Linked DNA regions of Homo sapiens: region 2 is linked to region 1. The links are chromatin contacts, found by Hi-C in ENCODE. All regions are on one chromosome and are shown on one strand. The core of a region is the stretch at or near the end of the contact, and the rest is flanking DNA. Distances in the headings are between cores, read along the strand shown.

The links. A loop is a pair of places that touch in the nucleus more often than their neighbours do. Pooled maps may share reads with other maps.
Region 2: a pooled map shows a loop between it and region 1 (4-fold over the local background). The contact joins the enhancer-like site here to the promoter of TEX48 in region 1. A Hi-C loop is called at or near these places in 1 of 168 maps with a recorded cell type or tissue (GM12878), 32 of 37 single-sample maps with no recorded cell type and 15 of 50 pooled maps.

What each region holds. Positions count from the first base shown.
Region 1 is chr9:114,680,723-114,686,541 of GRCh38, reverse strand. It overlaps TEX48 (testis expressed 48), which reads left to right and starts at 4,350. Exons shown (of 5, transcript NM_001199233.2): 1 at 4,350-4,507.
Region 2 is chr9:115,202,123-115,207,726 of GRCh38, reverse strand. All of the region lies in intron 1 of DELEC1 (deleted in esophageal cancer 1), which reads right to left. Among named protein-coding and RNA genes, the nearest start is that of DELEC1, 63 kb to the right of the region's middle. Within about 2 kb of position 2,391, at least 2 of the 41 ENCODE cell types and tissues checked have a DNase peak (open chromatin) inside an H3K27ac peak, as active enhancers do.

The sequences.
Region 1 (5,819 bases), core at 3,101-5,600:
GGCATTTATCATACAGAAATGAAAACATTTTCACCAGAAACTAGTACACAAATGTTCTCAGTAGCTTTATCTGTAATAGCCAAAAACTGCAAACCATCCAAATATCTTCCGATGGGCGAATGGTCAAAAAATCTTTGGTACATGCATTACTATGGATTACTACTCAGCAATAAAAAGGAGCTAACTACTGATACATGTTCCTCATGTATATGAGGAACAAGGAAGTTGTGCTGAGAAAAGCCAACCTCAGAAATATACATATATACTGCATGTGTCCATTTATGTAATATTCATGAAATGACAATTATAGAATGTAGAACAGGTTAGTGGTTTCCAGGGGTTAGAAATGTTGGGGAGAGGGAGTGGGTGTGGCTATAAAGCGGAAGCAGAAAGGAACCTTGTGGTGATGGCACAGTTAAGTACCGTGATTGTGGTGGTAGTTACACGAAGCTACACATGTAATAAAATTTCATGCAGCTATACACATACACACACAAATGAGTACTTGAATAACGACTGAACTTTGAATAAGCTCTGTAGATTGGGCCAATGTTAATTTCCGATTTTGATCTTGTAATATAGTAAGGCAAGATGTTAACATTGGAGGAGGCTGGGGGATGGGTTCATGGGAACTGTCTGCAGAGAGAAAGTTACAAAGTTACCTCTTTGTTTCTCTCTAAAGAGAGAAAGCTACAAAGTTACCTCTGTAACTCTCTGTGCATTTGTAATTATTTCAAAATAAAGTTTTGGGCCAGACACAGTGGCTCAGCCTATAATCCCACCACTTTGGGAAGCAGAGGTGGGAAGATTGCTTTAGCACAGGAGTTTGAGACTAGCCTAGGCAACATGGCAAGACCCCCTCTCCACAAAATTTAAAAATTAGCCTGGCGTGGTGGTGTGTGCCTGTGGTTCCAGCTACTCGGGAGGCTGAGGTGGGAGGATGGCTTGAGCCCAAGAGGTCAAGACTGCAGTGAGCCGAGTTCATGTCACTGCACTCTAGCCTGGGCAACAGATCGAGACTTTATTTAAAAACAAGGCTGGGCGCGGTGGCTCACGCCTGTAATCCCAGCACTTTAGGAGGCCGAGGCGGGCGGATCGCGAGGTCAGGAGTTCGCGACCATCCTGGCTAACACGGTGAAACCCCGTCTTTACTAAAAAAAATACAAAAAAAAAAAAAGAAAGAAAGAAATTAGCTGGGCGTGATGGCGGGCGCCTGTAGTCCCAGCCACTCGGGAGGCTGAGGCAGGAGAACAGCGTTAACCCAGGAGGCAGAGCTTGCAGTGAGCGGAGATAGAGTCACTGCACTCCAGCCTGGGCGACTGAGCGGGAATCTGTCTCAAATAAATAAATAAATAATAAAAATAAAAATAAACAAAATAAAACTTTTGAAAACCTAAATTGAATTCCCTGATTTCACATCCACAGGTGTGAAAGCTAATCCTTCACTCTCAACACCAGATAATAATAAGGAAAATTTATTGAGTGCTGCCTCTCTAGCAGGCACTACATTTACAGCTTTCCATGGCTGGTCTAATTTACTCCTCACACCAACTCTATTATTATTTCTATTTTAAAGTTAAGGAAACTGAGAATTAGAGGGGTTAATGGCTATGGCCCAGGTCATGCATTAAGTTAGGAAGGCAAGCGTCCCACCCAGGTACTCGGACCCCAGAACTTACCCACTGTGAAATCACCAGAGTAAAAATCCACCCATTTGTCTTAGCCCAGTGCATCAGGTCAAGATTTCATTATTCCCTACCTGAACCAGAAATTAATACAGAAGCCTGTTGGCCCATCTCCCCTCCCAGACCCAAAGAGAAGAAAGTAATCACACCATACATGCTTGAATGGTAAACCACCCCAAACAGAAGGCAGTTTCTTTATGCAAAGATTTTAAGTATTTTCTCCAATTTGAATATATACACATTTAGTGCTATGGGTGAAATAATCAAGCATCAACTTATAAGTAGTCAGTACCTGATATGTGTTTGCCAGAGCATATTATATAAAATACATTAATTTGGAAATACCTGTGTTGCTATCCATATTAGTCTGTTTTTACACTGCTATAAAGAAATACCCACGACCAGGTAATTTATAAAGAAAAGAGGTTTAATTGACTCACAGTTCTGCATGACTTGGGAGGCCTCAGGAAACTTACAATCATGGCAGAAGGGGAAGCAGTCGCATCTTACATGGCAGCAGGTGAAAGAGAAGAGAGCGGGAGCAACTGCCACGTATAAAACCATCAGATCTCGTGAGAACTCACTCACTATCAGGAGAACAGAATGGGGGAAACCACCCCCATGAGTCAATGACCTCCCACAAGGTCCCTCCCCCGACGTGAGGATTACAATTTTGATTACAAATCCAGAGGAGATTTGGGTAGGGACACAGCCAAACTATATCACTATCCTCAATCTTTCATTTTCTGAAACAATTTCATTCAAATGCTTCATACACATCTTTAACCTCATCTAGCACAGGTTTTCAGAATATATTATCTTCATTTCTAAGTTATTTTTTAAATAATGCTTTTGAATCTGTATATAAATAATGCTGTTCCTGAAAAGCTCATCCCAAGCTAAAAAGGATCCATTTGTATCACATCAATGAAATTTATGATTAAAAAAAAACCTCTATAAATCAGTAGTTCTTAATGCTGGCTGCGAATTAAAATCAACTGGGGAGCTGTAAAATCTATCGACACCTGGGCCCTTGCCCCCAAAATAGTGATTTTACTGACTGGGAGCAGGTGCTAGGAGTGGCATTTTCTAAAGCTCCTCCCATGATTCTAATATACAGCCTGATCTGAGAACCACCGCTTACCTGTATATAATGACCTGCACAATGGAATTCAGCAGTTCTTGATTATACTCAAGAATCACCTGGAAATTTTTGTAAACATACTGCTACCCAGTTTCCACACCCTACCAAAATTATAATTTATCTGGGGTTAGGCCCCAGGTATTCTTTGTTTTAAAAACACTTCAAGTGAATCTCACTTGCAGCCAAAATGGAGAACCTTCAATTACCATTTAAGAGTGTGGCTTTAATCATTCTGAGCAAACTATCGCAGGGACAGAAAACCAAACACCGCATGTTCTCACTCATAGGTGAGAATTGAACAATGAGAACACTTGGACACAGGGCGGGCAACATCGGACACAGGGCGGGGAACATCACACACCGGGGCCTGTCGTGGGGTGGGGGGAAGAGGGGAGGGATAGCATTAGGAGATATAACAAATGTAAATGATGAGTTAATGGGTGCAGCACACCTACATGGCACATATATACGTATGTAACAAACCCGCACATTGTGCACATGTACCCTAGAACTTAAAGTATAATTTAAAAAAAAAAAGAATGTGGCTTTACCTGTGAGCTTTCAAAGGCTGTTTAACTCACCATCAAATATTTATTAAAGGAATTCAGCACAGCTGTGGAGTCACATCACCCGCCCCAACCACATGAATGACCCCACAGCTGTGCTGAATTCCTTTGCTTTCTTCTGTTTCTATTGTATCCAGTGACCTCTCTGTGCATCAAATGATAGCACTGATTGAGAACATGTTAATCCAATGTGGCTTCCCCATATATGAATAGTACTTGGTTGTCCTAAATAAAGGAATGGAAAGAGTGCCCCATAAGCTGAGAGATTTTGTCAGGACTCCAATACAAAGTGATTCCTTCTTTTCTGAAAAATAAATAGGGAAGAAAATGTCACTTCATTTTTGCATATGTTATTAATAACTACCCTTTCTTAAAGTGCTTACTACATCTAGATACCATGTTAAATGTTTACCTGATTTCATTTAATACTTAAAAATGCAAACAGGACATATAATTATTATTATTCCTGGCCAGGCGAAGGCCACACCTATAATCCCAGCACTTTGGGAGGTCAAGGTGGTGGGGTGGGGGGGGGGGGGTCACTTGAAGTCAGGAGTTCGAGACCAGCATGGCCAACATGGTGAAACCCTGTCTCTACTAAAAATACAAAAATTAGCCGGACGTGATGGTGCATGCCTGTAGCCCCAGCTATTTGGGAGGCTGAGGCATGAGAATCGCTTGAACCTGGGAAGCGGAGGCTGCAGTGAGCCAAGATTGCACCACTGTGCTCCAGCCTGGGTGACAGAGTGAGATTCTGTCTCAAAAAAGAAAAAAAAATTATTATTATTCCCATATTGCAGAGGGAGAACCTGAGCGTGAAGTCACTTTGCCTAAGGTTACTACCCAGTGGGCGGACAGAGACAGAATGGCACCCAGATCTACAGCATCCAGTGTTGTACTGCCCCCTTCTGGCCATCCTCTAGGTGCTTCCTGAGGCCCCAGGACTTGTGCCCCAGTATACAGTCTGGTGGCCAGCATGGCATCGTGCTCAGCAGAACTTCTCCCTCCTCCTCGCTGTTGTGGTCCAGTCCAAACATCCCAGCCCCAACATTCCCTGGTTCCCCAGCTCTGTGACATCACAGACAGCCTTCTGTCTACTCTGCCAGCTGCAGGTGAGTGGGGCTCACAGTTTAAACCAAAGGGCGGGAGGTGATAATTTTTCTGTACTAAAAGGCACAATGTCCCCACCACTCCTGGACACCTATTCATTTTGCTCCAAGAAGCAATCCCCATCCTTCATTTGCTCTAACCTCACTGTTTCTCTCTCTCTCTGGGTCCCAGTCTCCACCTGTGCTGAATGACCTCCCCCACCCCCGCCCGCAGCGCCAGAAGCCTTCCTGTTTGACCTCATTCATCTTTCTTCTGATCAAAGTGCAATGGGGTCACTAGAGACCTGAAGTTCATACCCACTGGGGACAACCCAAGGGCCCTCTTCTTTGGTTTCTGCTTCCCTCTAGAGGGGGTCACTGGTAGTGCAAGAAGTGCCACACATCCCCTAGGCATCTCCCTACATATTCATCAGCATCAGAACCTTCATCTGTATTTATTAAGCCTTTACGACACACCAGAAAGCTGTGCTAAGCACTTTCCATCATTATTTAATCCTCAGAACTACCTTCTATTGTAGATACTATTATTCTCATCCCCATTTTACAGGTCAGAAAACAGAGATTCAAAGAGGTCATAAATTCTAAATTTCCTAGCTAACAGTAGATCTCCAAGAATTATACCCCCAGAGAATGTGCTTGTAACTGATACACTGCTCTCCCTAAGAGCCTTTTCATTTCTTGAAGAGGGTTCAAAAACTCAAAGCTCTCTGCTGTCAACACTTAGAGGAGAAAGTGGTTCTACTACCCTCTTTCTTGCAAAATTTTCTAGTAAAGATGTGGAGAGAGCATCAGCACGGGGTGTCAACAAACCTGCGCTTCAGATCGCTGCTGATAATACGGACGATCTCCACGGTTTATTTTTAATTGAAAAAAATCAAGGTGCAAAACGTGGTGTATAGTAAGCTATCATTTGCATTAAAAAGAGAGAAAAAGAGAATTTGAATAACTACATTTTCTTGTATATCCATAAGCTGCTTTGGTGGAAGATGCCTGCATTCACTACATGAAACAAAAACTGAATTTATTTCTGGTTAAACAAGGGAGAACTGTGCTTGTATGGCAAAGTCTCTGAACAAAGCTCATGGCTGATGCATAAGGGGCTTTGGGAGGTGTTGAGTTCGTGGACTGGTGGTGTTTCAGAGGCAGCAGTGTTTAGGAATGGTAGACCTTTAGCTATGAAATGTACCTACTGGCATGTGTCTGTTAGAATGGTTACCAAGGGAGTTTCATTAATAGATTAAATGAGTGTCACACAGGTTCTGGGGATTCGTTGTTACCGTGGTTACAGGGCAATCCATCGTCACCTAGGAATGTG
Region 2 (5,604 bases), core at 1,142-3,641, 520 kb before region 1:
TCAAGTGATACACTCAAGTCTAGGTTTGAATCTCTCAGTCTGTGTTTTTGTCATTTCCCCGACATTTGCATATATGTGGTTTGCTTAGCACTGATGGTTTGAGAAATAATTTTAGCTGGTGCATGGAAAAATACATTTCCATTTTAATGAGTATGTATGAATAGTATGTGCATCCAAATATCCAGGCATATCAGAGTTGTGGTTTTGTGAAACTAATTGTTTAGGATGAAGCTACTTTTACTGGAGTCTATTTAAAGAAAAATATTCAGAAATTGAAACATTAAAAAGACAGGTTTGGAAAAAGTTGTTAAGAATGAGTGAAATGTGGGAAACTCTGTTCTGGGCCAGACTGCTCTCTGTGTTTTATAACGAATGGCTGCAGGCTACAGGAAGCAAGATTTCTCAGAAAGCCTTAGTCAATGTGTCGGTCACCTCCCCTGGTATTTGCCAGCTCCTGCTGACACCACCATCCCCTAGCTGAAAGTCCCTGCAGCTAGAAATCTAGAAAGAAGCCCTTCTCCTAATCTCATTAGCCAAGTCTTGGTGATTTTAGTTCTTCAGCAGCCATTCCTCCCCAGTGTCCTGATTGCCCCTAATGCTTACATTCACATTCCCCACAACATTCTCACAACAGCATTCTCACATTCTCACAACAGCATCTTAACTGGCCTTCCTAACTCTAATCTCACAAGCTATCCTGGAAAATCCCCAGACAGCCATGTTACTTTCTGTGGTAGGCTGAAATGTCCTCCATCAAAGCCCAAATTCTAATCCCCAGAACTTGCAAATTTGTTACTTTACATGGCAAAAGGGACTTTGCCAATGTAATTAAATTAAGGATCTTGAGATGGGGAGATAGTCCTGGACTATCTGGGACAAAAGTTCTTGTGAGAGAGACACAGTAGAGTCAGGCAGACACGAAGATGTGGCAACGGAAGCAGAATTCGGAATATGCTTGGCCACCAGCCAGGGAATATGGAGAACCTCTAGAAGCTGAGAAAGGTACGGCTTCCCCAAAACCAGAGGAATGCAATCTGCCTACCATGTTACACATCTGATCTCCAGAACTGTGAGTCTGTGTTGTTTCAGACCACTAAGTTTCATGTTGTGCGGCAGCAATAGAAAATGAATGCACTCTCCTGTCCAAAGCCCCTCTTTTTTCTTGCCCAAAATCCAGCTTCTTAATCATTAAGTCACTCTTCACAATGGAGCCTCCCAACTTTCCAGCCTTATTTCTTGACCTCCAACCCCAAAATTAATATCAATAGCTAATATTTATTTTGTACTTAACTATATGCCAAACACTAAACCAAAATGTGTATATATATATAAAACATATATATTACATATATTTGTTAACTCATTAAATTCTGACAATAACATACAAGATAGGAATTATTATTGTCCTCCTTCTTACAGATGAGGAAACTTGAAAAAGGTACACAACTTACTTAAGGTCCAGAATTAATAGTAGTAAGGGAAAGATGTAAATTCATACCAGTTTGATTTCAGCATCTCTGTTATTAAACAGTATGTTATATCTCAACCTTGGAGTTTTCAGACAACATCCCTACTCTTTCGTATTCCTAGAAACACTGTAGAGAAGAATGAAGCCATGATATAGAATCAAGAGAAACTGAGTAAAATAGAGGAGTAGGGACTCTGAAGAAGAGGGGCTTTAGGAATATTAGAAGCAAAGTGAGATGGCTCAAAGCTGATGAGGACTGGGTGAGCCAACATTAGACATATGCTGGATTATTTCCTTTATAGGGCCCTGGACATACTTGTTGGGCCAGGAGAAAAATATTAAAGGGGAGGTATGGAGGTAGACATAGCCAGCTGAGCACGCTTAGTGCCCAAGAATAAATTTTTCTATCATCAAGTCCATTCTTCTGCCTCCATTTTTTAGGGATACTCAGTAAGACTGGTGTGACTTTCCCCATGTTACTTGAAAATGAACAGCTTAAGGAAGAGGGAAAAGTAAACCAAGAGCCAGAGGATGCCATATGGTGTGGTGATGATCAGGACTAACTCACAAACCAGACAACCTGGGATTAGTACCAGAGCTGAGTTTTTCATTCCCATTTTTCTTGGTTCTAAAACTCATGTTCTTATCCTAATTCCATGAATATTTAACAGACAAAACATGTTAACTCAGCTAACCAGAATGAAATGGATAGAAACTTCCTCTTACCTATCTTAGCTCTATAGAAAATCAGAATAAAAAATCTGATCTGGCTATTTGAGGACACAAGAATGATGAGCAGAGTTTTAAGTCTGTGAAGGATACAGTCCAAACCAGGTTCATATCGTGGTTCACTCTGCATATCTAAACAAGTTTACCCAACCTTGGGTATGACTCATTTGCTGAAGGAGACATATATCTACCTCTGACTCAATAGAAAAGAAGTAACTCTAAGACAGTAATTTCCTTAATTGGGCAAAGCCTAGGTCATTTGAAAGGGAAAGCATTCCCCAGCCTCATGGTTATCACCAGCCTCAGTCTCATATCTTCAGTGTCTTCCCTATATCTTTGTCCATCTTCCACAGAGTTATTAAAGTGATCTCTTTAATATGAAAATACTTACTGATAACTTGCCTCAATATCCATCCTTCAGTTCTAGCAGAAAACCACAAAGCCTGATTTTTTATATGGGCTCTTGACCATCCAGAGCAAAGACTGTATTTCCCAACCTTTAATGCAGCTGAGTGTAGACATGTAACTAAGTTCTGATGTATAAGATAAAAGCAGAAGTGTCTTGTGCAAGCTTCTGAGGACCTTCCTTAAAAGAACACTGGTACCTCTGTGTAACTCTCTTCTTATTTACCATTGTTTCCACCTTGTTGCCCTGATTATAGGTTTAGAATGTGAGTCTGAAGGTCACATACGGGGATGGTTGAAAAAATATTGAATTCCTAAACAGCCATCATATTAATCCTCGACTATGTAACGCCAGACTTTTAGATGAAAAACAAACTCCTACTGTTTTTAGGCCAGTATTAATTTAGAGTTTCACATTACTAACAATCAAATCCAATCCTAAACAATACGTCCATCATGCGTTTTTTGTTTAAAACCAATCCATGGTTTCCAATTGCCCTCAGAGAACAATTCTAACTCCCTTAGTAAAACCTATAAGGTCCTTGTAACCTGTATATTTAATATCATCTTTTTAGCTTCCCTGCTTATATTTTAACAAATTAACAATACCTAATGACCTGTATTTCCCTAAGTATTCCACAATTCCATAATTTGTTCTGTTTTCACTTCTCTAAACAGACTGTCAACTTCTGCTTTGAATTCCATCCTCACCTATTTGATAGAAAAGTGTCACCTCTTCTGACAAACCATCTCTTACCCTTTAGACAAACTGATGCACTCCTTTTACTCTATTCCAATTATACCTGATCAATCATCCATTTAACAATTGCTTCAACATAAATGAGGGGTTTGTTTGTATTTCCAACTCCACCACTACACTGTTTTCTTAATAGAATAATGTCATGCTCAACTTTGAAACCACATATACTGCCAGACACATAATAAATGCTCAATAAATTCTTTTAAGTGAATAAATAATATTAATCATGCAGCCATCTTATATTGTCAATCAGATGCCTCAGTATAACTTCGTTGATTCTTTAAACTATGTCTTTGGAACTTGTCTTGATGTGAATTCAGGCTGTGCCATCTAAAAGCTGTGTCCTTAGGCAACCCTCTTTCCATTTCTGAGTATCAGCTTCTTCTTCTTTAAAATAGAAGACCTACTTCATGGTACGTTAGGGCTATTAATGCAATTAAGTACATAGAACATCTAGGCTAACCTAATATTAACCCACAATCAATGGCATCATCATTTTTATCCTTTAGGAAAGTTCACATGGCTTAGAAAAGTCAATCCAAAACTGCCAGGATTTAAAACATAAGAGATGCAAGGACTCCACATGAAGAAGCTCAAGGGAAAGCCAGTGTCATAGGCAGCCTTACATAATGGAATGAGTACTGGCCTGGGCATTCTGATCTGTGATTAAACCCTGAGGGAATCACTAGAGTGCTATGAGATCATGAGGAAGTCACTTCTACCCCCAAACCTTAGTGCCCCCATGTGTACAGGGTTGAAAGTGTCCAGATGATATTGAACCAGTATCTATCCTAACTCTGAGCTGCACTTCCTTTGGCCCCGCTTCACCACTTTCATCTCATTAAACCACACAAATTTTGCCCTTAGATGGACTGCTCTGACCAAACTCCCCACAGCCTCTACTCACCCACTGTCCTATGGGAAGCAGGGTGAGTTCATTGCACCTTCAGATTTTAGCCTGATGATGCATGTTTGTGTAGAGTTGGTGATTGGTTTCATATGGCCAAAGGATCCGGCAGCTGGGGACATCTGTTTACACTTAGCACACAGACAAATTTTCCACAGTCAGGAGTCAGTGTGCTCCTGACCTGACTGTGGAAAGCAGGGCTCAGTCCCTCTGGGCTGTGTAAGTGGGAGCTTTAGACTTGTGCCCTGGACTCACATGTCAGGAAGAATAACCTAGATATGAAACATTTGAAGTAAGAAGCAGATCTCTGGTGTCTCTATGGATACAGATAAATTGCCTATGGAAATGGGGCACAGTTGGACAGGAAGCAACATATTACACTGATGAGGATGATTAAGGAAGATCCTAAAGGATGCTTTGTTCCCAGAAGGAAGTCCATGCTGCAGGAACATTGACCCACATAGAAAAGGATGACTGTCTCAGAAATAGCTTCAGAGTATGGCTTATGCTAATAATGGAAAGAAACTACTCATTCTGCATAATACTGCCCTATAGACCCATATTTTTGCTTCACTCCAGTAGACAACATGCATAGGTGAAGGAGCACTGGTCTTGAAATTATTGGACCCAGGTCCCACTGCCAAGTCTTTCATTCACCCTGTGTGTCCTTGGACAATTCCTGCTGCTTCTCTGAGCAACAGCTACCTTGTCCCAAAAAGAATGTCACATGGGATCATATTAGATTCTCCATGCAAATGTTTTGTCTAAAATGAAATAGTCTCCAGATGTCAGGAGCTGTTGTTACTATCCAAGGAATATCTCAAGATCATAAAGATAAAGTGAATGTATTTAATTTTTCTAACCAGAATAGAAATTATTTTGCAGATCCTCTAAGAGATGGCTGTCCATTTTCTACATCAGCATCTCATCTTCAGGGGTAGGTGGCCACAGCCTTACAGAAAAGTTAGTTCTGTTCTCCCTGGTGGTCGTAAATTCCTGTCAAAGTTCTCCTCTTTCCCTCATGGGAGAGCTGCCAGTCTGCTTTCTCTTCTCTGGAGCCAGGAGAACAAATGTGCTTCCTCTTTCACAGGAAGTACCTGCTGATATGTGGAAACTGCAATAGGAGAGAAAAGGCATAGACTTTGTCTGCCTTTAGTCCTAGGATCACATCCTGCTTTTCTACTCTGCATCTGTGTGACCCTGAGATTGTTGAGTAAACACAGTTAACCTCAGTGTTCCCAACTGTAAAGGGGGATAATAAAACAGACACAGTGTGGGGATGGTAAGGATTTAGTGAAATGAGGCATAAAGAGCCTGCGACCATGCCTAGCTAAG